Regions from separate parts of the Homo sapiens genome. Here region 1 is linked to region 2. Evidence: chromatin contacts called from ENCODE Hi-C or POLR2A ChIA-PET data. All regions are on one chromosome and are shown on one strand. Each heading gives the region's core, a stretch centred on a gene start or an enhancer-like site at or near the end of the contact. The rest is flanking DNA. Distances are from core to core; before and after follow the strand shown. Region 1 has its middle 19 kb from the start of GLIS2. Region 2 holds the start of CREBBP (CREB binding lysine acetyltransferase).

The links. Hi-C counts contacts between places; a loop is a spot of excess contacts on that map. ChIA-PET counts read pairs that join two places held with the same protein, here RNA polymerase II (POLR2A). Pooled maps may share reads with other maps.
Region 1: a map of astrocyte of the cerebellum shows a loop between it and region 2 (5-fold over the local background). The contact joins the enhancer-like site here to the promoter of CREBBP in region 2. A Hi-C loop is called at or near these places in 1 of 168 maps with a recorded cell type or tissue (astrocyte of the cerebellum), 2 of 37 single-sample maps with no recorded cell type and 9 of 50 pooled maps. POLR2A ChIA-PET finds 5 or more read pairs at or near these places in 1 of 52 experiments (IMR-90).

Annotation. Positions count from the first base shown.
Region 1 is chr16:4,293,994-4,300,968 of GRCh38, reverse strand. No RefSeq gene overlaps it. Among named protein-coding and RNA genes, the nearest start is that of GLIS2, 19 kb to the left of the region's middle. RefSeq lists a silencer at 1,567-1,861 and enhancers at 3,361-4,234, 5,874-6,533. Within about 2 kb of position 1,713, at least 24 of the 41 ENCODE cell types and tissues checked have a DNase peak (open chromatin) inside an H3K27ac peak, as active enhancers do.
Region 2 is chr16:3,876,383-3,883,257 of GRCh38, reverse strand. CREBBP (CREB binding lysine acetyltransferase) reads left to right here and starts at 2,545. Exons shown (of 31, transcript NM_004380.3): 1 at 2,545-3,426. The coding sequence starts at 3,342. RefSeq lists silencers at 2,070-2,619, 2,640-2,689, 3,027-3,336, 3,377-3,426, 3,507-3,556 and an enhancer at 2,290-2,866.

The sequences.
Region 1 (6,975 bases), core at 464-2,963, 420 kb before region 2:
GAGGCGGGAGAATCGCTTGAACCCGGGAGACAGAGGTTGCAGTGAGCCGAGATCATGCCACTGCACTCCAGCCTGGGTGACAGAGTGAGACTCCGTCTTGAAAAAAAAAGAAAAAGAAAATATTCCAAAATTGCAGTTATAGATGCACAGATCTGTGGATATTTAAAAACAACTGAATCATCTACTGTGGTGTAATTGTAAAGTGGTGAATTATATGGATTATATCTCAATAAAGGTCTTTTTTTTTCTTTTTTTTTTTTTTTTTTTGAGACGGTATCTTGCTCTGTCGCCCAGGCTGGAGTGCAGTGGCACAATCTCGGCTCACTACAAGCTCCACCTCCCAGGTTGGTGGACATTCTCCTGCCTCAGCCTCAGCCTCCCGAGTCGCTGGGACTACAGGTGCCTGCCACAATGTCTGGCTAATTTTTTGTATTTTTAGTAGAGACGGGGTTTCACCGTGTTAGCCAGGATGGTCTCGATCTCCTGACCTCGTGATGCGCCCACCTCGGCCTCCCAAAGTGCTGGGATTACAGGTGTGAGCCACTGCACCCGGCCTCACCAAAGGTCTTATTAAAAAAATTAGCCAGATTCCCTGCTTCAGTGATAAAAAAAAAAAAAAAAAAGAGGGGCAGGAGAAGAGGACCCAATAACTTCCTGAGTGACTGGGGAAAATATTTTTGGGTTATATTTCTGTAATTCTCGTGAAGTGATTACAGAAGTGACGGGATAGAAGAGGTTTCTTTAAAAAAAATTTTTTTTTTAATTTAGTAGAGATGGGATCTTGCTATATTGCCCAGGCTGGTCTTGAACTCCTGGACTCAAGCAGTCCTCCTGCCTGGGCCTCCCGGAGCTCCCGGGTTACAGGTGTGCAATCCCATGACCAGCCGATAGAGGACGTTTCTATTCATCCTTCAGACCTCAGCTTACAAGTTACCCCAAGATAAGCCTCCCCCACCCCATAACCCTCCCTCTGTCACTTTGTCACGTGTCTGAGCCCTTGTTTCTTCCTTTTTTTTTTTTGAAATGAAGTCTTGTTCTGTCGCCAGGCTGGAGTGCAATGGCGTGATCTCGGCTCACTGCAATCTCTGCCTCTTGGGTTCAAGCGATTCTCCTGCCTCAGCCTCCCGAGTTGCTGGGATTACAGGCACATACCACCACACCCAGCTAATTTTTGTATTTTTAATAGAGACGGGGTTTCACCATGTTGGCCAGGGTGGTCTCCATCTCCTGACCTCATGATCTGCCAGCCTTAGCCTCCCAAAGTGCTGGGATTACAGGCGTGAGCCACCGCGCCAGGCCTGTTTCTTCCTTTTATAGCTCTTCCCACACTTGGAATTCTTTTCTGCCTCTGGACCTGATTTTGTTGGGCTCTTGCCCAGCTGAGTTCCGTGAGGTTCGGGGCTTGTCTGTATCTTGTCTGCCACATCATAGGTGCTCAGTGCACACCTGTTGAGTGGATGCACCATAGATATATTGATAACAGCTGTGAGCGGTTGGGAGCGAGTGAGCAGAGCAGGGCTGCTCAGGGTGTCTCCAGCCCTAGTGGCTTTCTCTCTGTTCCAGTTCCAGGAGAAAGTCTCTGGAAAGGAAGCCCGAAGTCGGGTCTGGCTGGGAAGAGGTGGGGGCTGGGGCGGGTGCCGGGTGCTGGGGCTGGGAGGAAGTCTGCAGCCAGGCTGCTGAGGGTGTGGCGTCTGTGTGTGCACCTTTGGAATGTGGCTGATTCACTCTGAGGGGAGCCATATGCTGCCGCCACCGCCTCGGATCTGACATCTGGAGGCTGAATTCCAGGAGGAGAGAGACAGATTCCTGCAAGCAGATGCCAACTTTGAAGGTCAAAGGGAGCAATGGAACTGCTTTGAGGGGGGTGAGAGGGTCCAACACTCCCTCCAGGGGCTGGGAGGGAGGTGAGGCCCCCTCCCCAGACTTGCCTGAGCCCCTGATCTATCAGAGCCTCTATGCGGACAGCTGGGGCGCAAGGAAGAGAGCATGAGCTTCAGCGTTCAGACCTGGATTCAAAGACCAGTTTCTGGGCCAGGCACAACGGCTCATGCCTGTAATCCCAGCACTTTTGGAAGCTGAGGTGGGAGGATCACTTGAACCTAGAAGTTTGAGACCAGCCTGGGCAACATAGTGAGACCCCATCTCTACAAAAAAATAGAAAAATTAGCCAGGTGTGGTGGTGCGGGCCTGTAGTCCCAGCTACTCCTGAGGCAGGATTGCTTGAGCCCAGGAGGTGGAGGCTATAGTGAGCCAAGATTGCACCACTGCACTCCAGCCTGGGTGACAGAGCAAGACCCCCCCATCTCAAAAACAAATTAAAAAATAAATAAATAAGTAAATAAATGAAATAAAGACCAGTTCCTTGACAGCTCGTGTAACTGCAGAGGCCGAGGGTCTAGCTGGGTCCAGTGCTCACAGGAACACTGGCTTGCATCTCCCAGCCAGGTTTCCTCCGTTTTCGCTTTGCTCTTGGGCCAGCGCTTCCTGAGAGGAGGCCCTGATGTCACAGACCTGTGAACCTCCAGCTTGTGTCTACCACGGGTTCCAGCAGAATCCTAGGTTTGCCTCTCTTTGGCTGGAGCTGGGTCCCAACCCAGCCCTGTAGCGATCACCGTACTCCTGATGGGACAGGCCTGGGTCAGGAGCCTGCCCAGCACAGGGCAATACCCCTGTAGCCCCATGGAGCAAATGGAAATGAGGGGGGCTGTCCCTTAAAAGAACCACACCGGCCAGGCGTGGTGGCTCACGCCTGGAATCCCAGCACTTTGGGAGGCTGAGGTGGAAGGATCGATTGATCCTGGGAGTTGGAGACCAGCGTGGGCAACATAGCAAGACCCTGTCTCTACAAAAAAAAATTTTTTTTGAGATGGGAGTCTTGCTGTGTCGCCCAGGCTGGAGCACAGTGGCGTGATCTCGGCTCACTGCAAGCTCTGCCTCCCAGGTTCATGCCATTCTCCTGCCTCAGCCTCCCAAGTAGCTGGGACTACAGGTGCCTGCCACACGCCCGGCTAATTTTTTTGTATTTTCAAAAATTTTTTTTTAAATTAGATGAGCATAGTGGTGTGTACCTGTGGTCCCAGCTACTTGGGAAACTGAGACGGGAAGATGGCTTGAGCCCAGGAGGTTAAGGCTGCGGTGAGCCTTGATCGCACCACTGCATTCCAGCCTGGTCAACAGAGCAAGGCCCTATCTCAAAAACAAAACAAAAAAACATAAATACAAGAGCGACCCCCCAGCTCTGCTAAGCTGCCTCCACCATGCTGGCTGCCAGGCCCTGTGCTCAGCTTCATGGGCTTTAGCGTCCCCAGGTGTCCCTTTGGTTGAGTCTCTCCCTTAAGCTCTCAGATGCTCATTTTCTTCATCTCTGAAATCTCCAAGCTTCTTTTCAGGATTGGATGAGACAATCCTGGCAAATCCCTTGGCACAGGCCTTGCCCCAAGGAGGCAGATGATAGCTCACGTCTAGTTCCTTTCTCATCCTGACATCTAGGTTCTCTGTGATCTGCCTGTGGGCTCGAAGGATGGTGTGCATGTGTGTGTTTGCATGTGTGTGCGTGGGTGTGCATGAGTGTGTCTGCACGCAGCAGCAGCAGCCCCCTTTCTGTTCTCCTAGGAGTTTTGTATTTGATTTCTCCTCCAGAGTCTTGGGGGCTCCACAGGAGAGATGGTGGAGGCGGGAGGAGCAAGAAAGGGGTGAGGTTAGAAGCCTGGTCCCAGCTGGGGCTGCAGCTGGGGGCCTGCAGGCTCTGGCCTGCCCTGGGAGGCCCTCCCTGTACCTGCAGCTGCATCTGGGGCCGGAGGAGGGGCCAGGCGTCCTTCCGCTCCAGGAGCTGCTGCCTGTCCCCCTCCCATGACACATGAGGACTGTGTCTGGTCGATTCACATTGGAGGGTCCCTGAATGAGCTTTGTCCATTAGAGGACCTGTATTCTTGTTCCTGGAACCTGGGAGTGGGTCAGAAGGGTGACTCACACCTGTAATCCCAGCACTTTGGGAGGCCAAGGTGGGTGGATTACCTGAGGTCAGGAGTTTGAGACCAGCCTGGCCAACATGACGAAACCCCATCTCTACTAAAAATATAAAAATTAGCTTGGCATGGTGGTGCGTGCCTGTAATCCCAACCACTCGGGAGGCTGAGACAGGAGAACTGCTTAAACCTGGGAGGCAGAGGTTGCAGTGAGCCGAAATTGCGCCATTGCACTCCAGCCTGGGTGACAAGAGTGAGACTCTGTCTCAAAAAATAAAAATAGGCCGGGCGCAGTCGCTCACGCCTGTAATCCCAGCACTTTGGGAGGCCGAGGCAGGCAAATCACAAGGTTAGGAGATCGAGAGCATCCTGGCTAACACAGTGAAACCCCATCTCTACTAAAAATACAAAAAATTAGCCAGGTGTGGTGGCGGGCGCCTGTAGTCCCAGCTACTCCAGAGGCTGAGGCAGGAGAATGGCGTGAACCCAGGAGGCAGAGCTTGCAGTGAGCCAAGTTCGCGCCACTGCACTCCAGCCTGGGTGACAGAGAGAGACTCTGTCTAAAATAAATAAATTAGTTAATAATAATAAAAATAAAAAATAAAATCAAGCTGGGAGCAGTGGCTCATGCTTGTAATCCCGGCACTTTGGGAGGCTGAGACCGGCAGATCACCTGAGGTCAGGAGTTCGAGACCAACCTGGCCAACATGGTGAACCCCGTCTCTACTAAAAATACAAAAATTTGGCCGGGCACAGTGGCTCACGCCTGTAATCCTAGCACTTTGGGAGGCCAAGGCGGGCGGATCATGAGTTGAGGAGATCGAGACCATCCTGGCTAACACGGTGAAACCCCAGACCCCATCTCTACTAAAAAAATTAGCCGGGTGTGGTGGTGGGTGCCTGTAGTTTCAGCTACTCGGGAGGCTGAGCCAGGAGAATCGCTTGAACCAGGGAGGTGGAGGTTGCAGTGAGCTGAGATCGCACCACTGTACTCCAGCCTGGGTGACAGAGTGAGACTCCATCTCAAAAAAAGATTAAAAAATAAAAATAAGATATAATTCACATACCGTAAAATTCACCTCTTTGAAGTGTACAATCAGTGGTTTTTAGTGTATTCAGAGTCGTGCAACCATCATCAACATCTAATTTCAGAACATTTTCACCATCCCAAAAAGAAACCCTATACTCAAGAAGCAGCCACTCCCCATTCCTCTTTCCTCCCAGGCCCTGGCAACGCACCAGCCTGTTTTCTGCCTCTATGGATTTCCCTATTCTGGGCATTTCAAATAAAGTGGTGGTCTCTTGTGATTGGCTTTTCACTTAATGTTTCAAGGTTCGTCTATATTGTAGCATAGATCAGCACCTTGTTCCTTTTTATTTTTGAGACACAGTCTCGCTCTGTCGCTCAGGCTGGAGTGCAATGGTGAAATCTCTGCTCATTGCAAGCTCTGCCTCCCAAGTTCAAGCGATACTTGTGCCTCAGCCTCTGGAGTAGCTGGGATTACAGGCGTGGACCACCACGCCCGGCTATTTTTGCTCGTTTTTAGTAGAGATGGAGTTTCGTCATGTTGGCCAGGCTGGTCTTAAACTCCTGACTTCAAGTGATCGGCCCGCCTCAGCCTCCCAAAATGCTGGGATTACAGGGCGGCATGAGCCACCACACCCGGCCTTTATCTGTCTGTCTGTCTGTCTGTCTATCTATCTATCTAATCTATCTATTTTTGAGACAGAGTCTCCCTCTGTCCCCCAGGCTGAAGTGCAATGGCACAATCTCATCTCACTGCAACCTCTGCCTCCTGGGTTCAAGTGATTCTCCTGCCTCAGTCTCCCAACTAGCTAGGATTACGGGCGCCCACCACCACCCCCAGCTGATTTTTGTATTTTGAGTAGAGATGGGGTTTCACCATATTGCCCAGGCTGCTCTCCAACTCCTGGCCTCAAGCAACCCGCCTGCCTTGGCCTCCCAAAGTGCTGTGATTACAGGCATGAGCCACCGTGCCCAGCTTTTTTTTTTTTTTTTTTTTTTGAGACAGAGTCCTGCTCTGTCACCCATTTTGGAGTGCAGTGGCATGATCTCAGCTCACTGCAACCTCCACCTCCCAGGTTCAAACGATTCTTCTGCCTCAGCCTCCCGCGTAGCTGGGACTACAGGCGTGCATCACCACGCCCAGCTAATTTTTGTATTTTTAGTAGAGACAGGGTTTCACCGTATTGGCCGGGCTGGTGTCCGACTCCTGACCTCAGGTGATCCGCTTGCCTTGGCCTCCCAAAGTGCTGGGATTACAGGTGTGAGCCACTGCGCCCGGCCTATTTTTTTTATTAAAAAAAAAAAAAGAGTATGGATAAGGCACTCGCGCTGTGCCTGGTACCTCTCACCTCTCTGGTTGGTGCTTATGCATCCCTGAGGTGCCTGTGCAAAGGCAGGCGGACACCCAGGCCCGTGGAGGGGGCAGCAGCCCTGCGACATTCCCTGCCCCCAAGCAGCAGGAGGCTCATTTATCCATTTATCAGGGAAGCTTCCTGTGCCTCAGCTTTCCCAAGGTGGGGAAGGGTGAAGTCGAGGCCAGGCCTCTGCGGTTGGGACACCCCGAGGGATCTCCCTGTCCTCCTCCTCGGTTCTCCAGGCCCCACTCTGCCACTGCCCCATCTCCCCACCTAGAGCTTCCTGCAGAGCCGGGCAGAGCCGGGTGCCTTCTCTGCTGGTTGCCTGGGCGCCTGTGCCCCTTCCCTAGATCTGCAGTAGGGAACTGCTTCCCGGTGGCCTAAGGGCTTGGACGCTGGCCATGACCATGGACACCCCCACCACCCTGAGAGGGTGCCATACCCCAGCCCGAGGCTGGAGGGCCAGCTGTACGGCAGGGCCATGGAAGGGAGGACCAGGCAGCCTCCTGTGGCTCCTGCCAGGGAAACCCTCTCTGCTCGCTGCTGCTCAGCCTTTCCCAGCCCTGCCCCTCTCGTCTTGCTTCTCACATTTCAGCCTCTGAGTTACTGGCACCACTGTCTGTTGCTG
Region 2 (6,875 bases), core at 1,296-3,795:
AGGGAATGGCTCAAGCTCCTGTGCCCACTTCTGTGTAAACCACTCACCAATGGACCCCTGGGGGGCTGCATGGTGTCTCCACTGCCCCAAGGCAGGCCCTAAGACCTCTAGGTGGCTGGACACCTTGTCCCGTTTGAAGAGTGGCCTGGAGCCACCTCAGGCTGGGGCCCACCCTTTTCAGTGGCCTGAAGGCCTCTAGGACTCAGAGCACCTGACACAGCTCATCACTCATTCAGTTTTACAAACCTACTTCTTCTTGCAGAGCACTGTTTCTGTGACTAAGACACCATCTTTGCCCCGAAGGAGCTCACAGACCCTTGGTGAGACGGACACCCAGAGCATTCAGATACAGGGTGTGGCCTGCCCTGTGCCACTGATACACTTCTTGCCATTCCTGTGCAAACTGACTTCTTGAATACTTCCATTTATGGCTTCCAGGGTGTGCTATTTTAACTCCTTGAATATATGGGGATCTCTTTATGTTTGGCCAAGGGGATTAGCACAGTCTCAATGCCCTTGGGATTCTCAAGAGCTATTTGATGCATAAGTAAAAACATGAACTAATTCGGGGGCAGTGGAGGCGGGGAAGATGGGGCAGGATGTGTTATGTGTTCTCTCACAGAGCCCAGAAGTGATATGGGAGCCGAGGAGTGGGCTAGGAGGGCTTCCTGGAGTAGGTGACATTTGAACTGGGTTCTGGAGGATGAGTTAGAATTTGCCAGGCATGTCTTCTCAGCACAGGGACCAGCATTTGAAAAAAAAAAAAAAAAAGCCTGAATGATGTGAACTGCCTACTGGCCAAGTGGGTGTAGGATGATGATGGTGAAGTGAGCCATGTAAAGTAGAAGAGACAGATTCAAGAGCGGTATCACGGCCCAAGATTTTGAGCAGTACAGGTAAACAGAGAAAAGCAGAACGATCACTCAATCTTGACACTCAAGGACAGTCACCATATGTACATACACCTATGTTTTTAAGAGAATTCATACGTGTTCTTTTTTAAAGAAAGACTATGTAGTGTTTTCTTTTTCTATGTCTGGGATTTTGTTTTGTTTTGTTTTGTTTTTGAGACGGAGTTTCACTCTTGTCGCCCAGGATGGAGTGCAATGGCGAGATCCCGGCTTACTGGCCTCCCCAGTTCAAGTGATTCTCGCATCTCAGCCTCCCGAGTAGCTGGGATTACAGGCGCACGCCGCCACGCCCAGCTAATGTTTGTATTTTTGGTAGAGATGGGGTTTCACCATGTTGGCCAGGCTGGTCTTGAACTCCTGACCTCAGGTGATCTGCCACCGCGCCTGGCCAGGGAGTTGTTTTAAACAGATTTTCTCCCTCTCTTTTCGGGATGTTAACTCTGGTGCTGCGTGGGGAGCAACGTGGAGAGCAAAGAACACTTAAGTGAGTAGCTGCCACCATAGCCACCGGGACAGTGCGGGAGGAGCAGTCTCCCAGGTAAAGACCGTGGGTAGAGGGGCGCGTGGCGGGTGAGAGGGAGGAGTCCGCGCTGACTCACGGGTTTCTGGCTTAGGAAACAGTGGAGCTGCTGATACCTTTATGAGGAAGCCGGGCAAGTTTGGAGGGGCAGATAACTAACTGGGATGGGAACACCTCGGGTATTCGTAGAAGTGTCCCGCGGGCTGTGGTCTCGCGTGGGGGACTCCCCAGGCCCGCACCCCTGTCTGGGGCACCTGCGAGGCGCCAGGCAAGTTGCCTGGGGCGGGGAGTGCGGCCTGAGCGTCCAGGCTTAAGCCCCGATGCGCGGGCCCTTCTCCGCCCAGGCCGGCCCTCGCCACCCCGCTCTCACAGGTGAGGGTGTCTGCCCTGCCGCCTTGGGATGCGAACAGGCGTGAGGCCCCCTCACTCCCTAGTGTCACGAGGTAGGGCGGGACCCGAATCCCGGCCCTGCCACTTCCTGCCTCGACCACTTTGGAGCAGTTGCTCGCCCCCCGCCTCAGTTTCCCCATCCGCCCACCTCGTCGGCAGGACCCAAGGGCGGTCTGTAACCTGCAGAGGCCATTCCACTTCCCTGGCCGGCGGCGAAGGCTAGTGGCGCGGCCTGGGCTGGGGTCGCCCCGACCGTTCCCGACCGACGCCACCTAGGAGGGTCTGGGGAAGGGGACGCGAGGAGCTGGGAACACGCAGCGCCGCCCCAGCGGGACGGGCGGGCCCGGGCTGGCGTCGAATCCGCGCCCGAGAGCCCAGCCCGCGGCCAGGCCGCCGCTCCCGGAGCCCGCTGGGGCCCGGAGCCCCGGCCCTCTACGCCTGGTCGCCATCAGAACAAAAGCTGTGGCTCAGCCCGGAGCCCAGGCGCCCCGCAGGCCTGGCCCGCGCCGGGCCGCCAGCTTCCCTACGCTTGGCGGCCGCGCCTTCAGCCCTTCGGCCCGAGCACGCTCGGCTCTTTCCGCCACGGCCGGCGCAGGTGGAGGGGGCGGGGCGGGGGCCGTGCGTGGTGACGCCGCGGGGGGGTGACGCACCGGCGTGCCCCGCCCCCACCCCCTCCCCGTTCAGGCTCTGGAAAGAGAAGAAAAAAAACTTTCTTTTTTTTTTAATTGAGGAATCAACAGCCGCCATCTTGTCGCGGACCCGACCGGGGCTTCGAGCGCGATCTACTCGGCCCCGCCGGTCCCGGGCCCCACAACCGCCCGCGCACCCCGCTCCGCCCGGCCGGCCCGCTCCGCCCGGCCCTCGGCGCCCGCCCCGGCGGCCCCGCTCGCCTCTCGGCTCGGCCTCCCGGAGCCCGGCGGCGGCGGCGGCGGCAGCGGCGGCGGCGGCGGCGGAACGGGGGGTGGGGGGGCCGCGGCGGCGGCGGCGACCCCGCTCGGCGCATTGTTTTTCCTCACGGCGGCGGCGGCGGCGGGCCGCGGGCCGGGAGCGGAGCCCGGAGCCCCCTCGTCGTCGGGCCGCGAGCGAATTCATTAAGTGGGGCGCGGGGGGGGAGCGAGGCGGCGGCGGCGGCGGCACCATGTTCTCGGGGACTGCCTGAGCCGCCCGGCCGGGCGCCGTCGCTGCCAGCCGGGCCCGGGGGGGCGGCCGGGCCGCCGGGGCGCCCCCACCGCGGAGTGTCGCGCTCGGGAGGCGGGCAGGGGATGAGGGGGCCGCGGCCGGCGGCGGCGGCGGCGGCCGGGGGCGGGCGGTGAGCGCTGCGGGGCGCTGTTGCTGTGGCTGAGATTTGGCCGCCGCCTCCCCCACCCGGCCTGCGCCCTCCCTCTCCCTCGGCGCCCGCCCGCCCGCTCGCGGCCCGCGCTCGCTCCTCTCCCTCGCAGCCGGCAGGGCCCCCGACCCCCGTCCGGGCCCTCGCCGGCCCGGCCGCCCGTGCCCGGGGCTGTTTTCGCGAGCAGGTGAAAATGGCTGAGAACTTGCTGGACGGACCGCCCAACCCCAAAAGAGCCAAACTCAGCTCGCCCGGTTTCTCGGCGAATGACAGCACAGGTGAGGAGGGGGTCCGGGGCGGCGGGGGCCCGGGGCGCGCTGTCACCCCCACCTGAAAGAGAGCGTCCGGGGGTCGTGGTCGCGGATACCGATCGAGCCGGGAGCTCGGAGCAGGCCCCGCAGCCCGTTCCCCTCGCCCCGCGCGGGAGGGTGGAAGTTCGTCGCAGGACTGTCACTGGGCCCGAGTTGGTCAGCACACGCCCGGTGCACTCGGCCTCCCCGCACCCGATCAGCCCTCCTCGCGGGGACCCTAGTGGCACTCCAGGAGGGAAGAAGTAAAGTGCAGCGTGTGGGTTTGTTTGGTAATGTCCTACGCATCCATCCGCGGCCGTGTCCACACGCGTGGCCGTCCAGAGGAATGACAGCGGAGGGTACCTTTGATGCTTAGAGAAAGCAAGATCGCGGCCAAAGGTAGGGCAGTGTGTTTTCTGGATTGGCGACACATTGACCAGGCTGCATTCAGAGGACACTCACAGCAGCCGCCAGCTTGCGAGTTAGAACCGAAGTTTCTTGGAATGAGTGAGTTCCTTGGAAAGATGCTTAGTGCTTATTTTCAAAACTCCTTGTTTTGTGTGTGTGTGTGTGTGTGTGTGTGTGCGCGCGTGTGTGTTTTTAGTCAACTAGTCATTCCATTTTTCAAAACCCAAACTTCGTTAGCAAGATGTCATGAAAGTTGCTGTGGTGTGTTTCATTTCCATGTATAACTTCAAAAGAAAGTTAAACAGCAGGTTTAAGTTCATTTGGGCTGCAATCTCCATTTGAGTTTGTGTTGCTTTCACAGTGTAGATGTACAAAGAATTAAGGAATGTAGGAATTCCAATTTTTCAAAAAAATGGAGCAGGATACTGAATAAATCATCTTTTTGTTTGTTTCCTTTCATTAAACGGCTTCCCTGGAAACTTTCTTAAGTTATCATAGCTGCTTAAGAGAAGTATTTAGTTTTCTATTAATTCAGTAATTCTGGGTCCCACTGCGCTGGTTCATGGTAACATGAACTAGTTGTATTTCCTCTTTTAGAGCTCTCTCCTTTGCCGCAAAAACTTGTGTGCCGCTGCGAACAATTCCATCTCCAGCGCAGCTTGCATTTCTCCAGTAGTCTTGCAGTGGTAGCATCTGAAAATCAGTTTCTAATGAATGAGTCCAAATTGAATTACATCGCTGCCTTCAGATTTGCACTAGACACAGCTGTTCAACTTGTGGAAATAGTTCTGTGACCGACCACTAGCATATTAAAAAAAACTGCTATTGCTGTTGAAACAAAACCTGAATTTTGTGGCTTAAGTTTGAATACAATTCCTGGAATCAAGTTATGATAAGCGACGTTTAATATTAATGTAGAAGTGAAAAGCGATTTTTAAAGATCAATCATAAGGAGATTCTTATCTAGTTAAAATTTGTTAAACAGTGGGGAGGAGTAAATGATGCTCATGGTATATAAAAATCACTAATGCTTTTCTTTTTAGCTGATAAAAGTTGAGTTTGACGTTAATCTTATAAAATGAACTTATTGAAGTGAGAAATTTGGAAACAGTAGTTTAAATGCCGTTGTACTGCAAAACAGATCTCCGTTGCTTCATTAATCTTGCTGTGTTTGAGTAGTCTTCAGTTCTGTGAGACGTAGGTCATACGTGGCGAGTTCAGCTTTGAAGCTTGTCTTCTGAAACTGGTAACCTGGATGGCTTTGTAGCTTTGCTGTTGTTGAATGAATTTGTTGTAGATTTTGTCTTAAAAAGGGGGACAATTAGTAACACAAGACTTAACAAAAAGGCATGTCCTTATATGTACATCCAGCTGTTTCCAAGATGGAGCCCAAAGGTTAGCTTTTTCCATAGTAGTGTCCATTATTGGATGATCAGATGCTTAATAAGTTGATCAGAAAGGATTTTCCACACTTAACCACCTTTTCCCCCTTCCTTTACAATTTTGATCCTTGTAAGGCACAGGGGCTCTTTCGTGGGACCAAAAGTCAGCTTTAAATGGCTCCGATTTAATCCAAAGTAGAAAGTCAACATCATACTTAAGTTGGGTCATGTGTTACACATTCATCACCATCACACTATTGTGAAAGGGTCTGTTAGTATGGGGGACCAAGGAAGGGCTCATTATCAAGCACATTAAACAAGGGGCTGCTGGGCGCCATGGCTCATGCCTGTAATCCCAGCACTTTGGGAGGCGGAGGCTGGTGGATCAACTTCAGGTCAGGAGTTCAAGACCAGCCTGGCCAACATGGGGAAACCCCATCTGTACTCAAAATACAAAAACATAGCCAGGCATGGTGACATGCACCTGTAATTCCAGCTACTTGAGAGGCTGAGGCATGACAATTGCTTGAACTCGGGAGGCAGAGGTTGCAGTGAGCCAAGATCGCGCCACTGCACTCCAGCCTGGGTAATGGAGTGAGACGCTGTCTCCAAAAGAAACGAGGGACACTTTGTCTGTTGTAACTGCTCCACTAAGAAATTGAGTAATGAGATGGACAGAGATCTTAGGGATGTATTTTAAACAAATAAATGGCTTGAGTTTTTACATTAAATACATTCAAAAACTGAAGGCATTTGGTTAGGTGGGACAGACCTGAGAATAACATTCTTGAGGAACTCAATCTTATTTTAGTGACGGGATGTGTCTCTGAGGCTCCCAGGGGAAAATTGGGCCTAGTGGAGCAGGGTGTGTGCCCGGTGCATGTGATCAAATTTGAGGGAGGGGACCTCTGTCTAGGAGCTGAGGGGTTGAAAGGAGGAGGAGCCCTTGGCAGCCTGAGAAACAGGATCTACTTGGACTGCAGTGCATGTCTGTAGAGACTGGCCTGTGGGGCCACCAGTGTCACTTAGATGTGTCTGTGAAGGGTGGCAGTGAGCTGAGAGAAAAATGCACCCGACATTGGGGAGCTGCTCAGCCAGGGTGCTGCTCATCTGGGGGCATGGATGTTGCAAACAGCACTCCCGAAGGTCATGCAGCACCTCAGAGTGATGAATGTCACTGCCACTGATGACAAACAAGTTGCCGAAGCCTGGGAAGCTTATGCAGAGATGATGCAGAAATACGGAATGTGCTGCGAATGAGGGTAGCAAGAGAGAAACGGTACCTTTCACCCCACTGAAGCAGCAGCCCTGGAGAGGCACAGAATTTGATGGCCTCAGATGTTAAAGTAGCATTTTCTTGTATTATGTAGAAGCCTTTACACTTTCTCATACATGAGGTCTTCCTTTACTTGGCACCCTTACAATAAGTGGGGACTTTATATTACCGGTATATAGTTAGTTGGGTGTTTTGGAAACTTCTTTATTTAATATGTCCAAGTTAAAATAGCATATTGTGTCTTTCAACATCAGAGATTCATGATTTAACAGTATAAGACAAATATCCAGGCAAGCAGTAGACTTTTGTTTTTTGTTTTCTGGGTTGTTTTTTTTTTTTTTTTTTTTTTTTTTTGGTCAGCTTTATTGCAA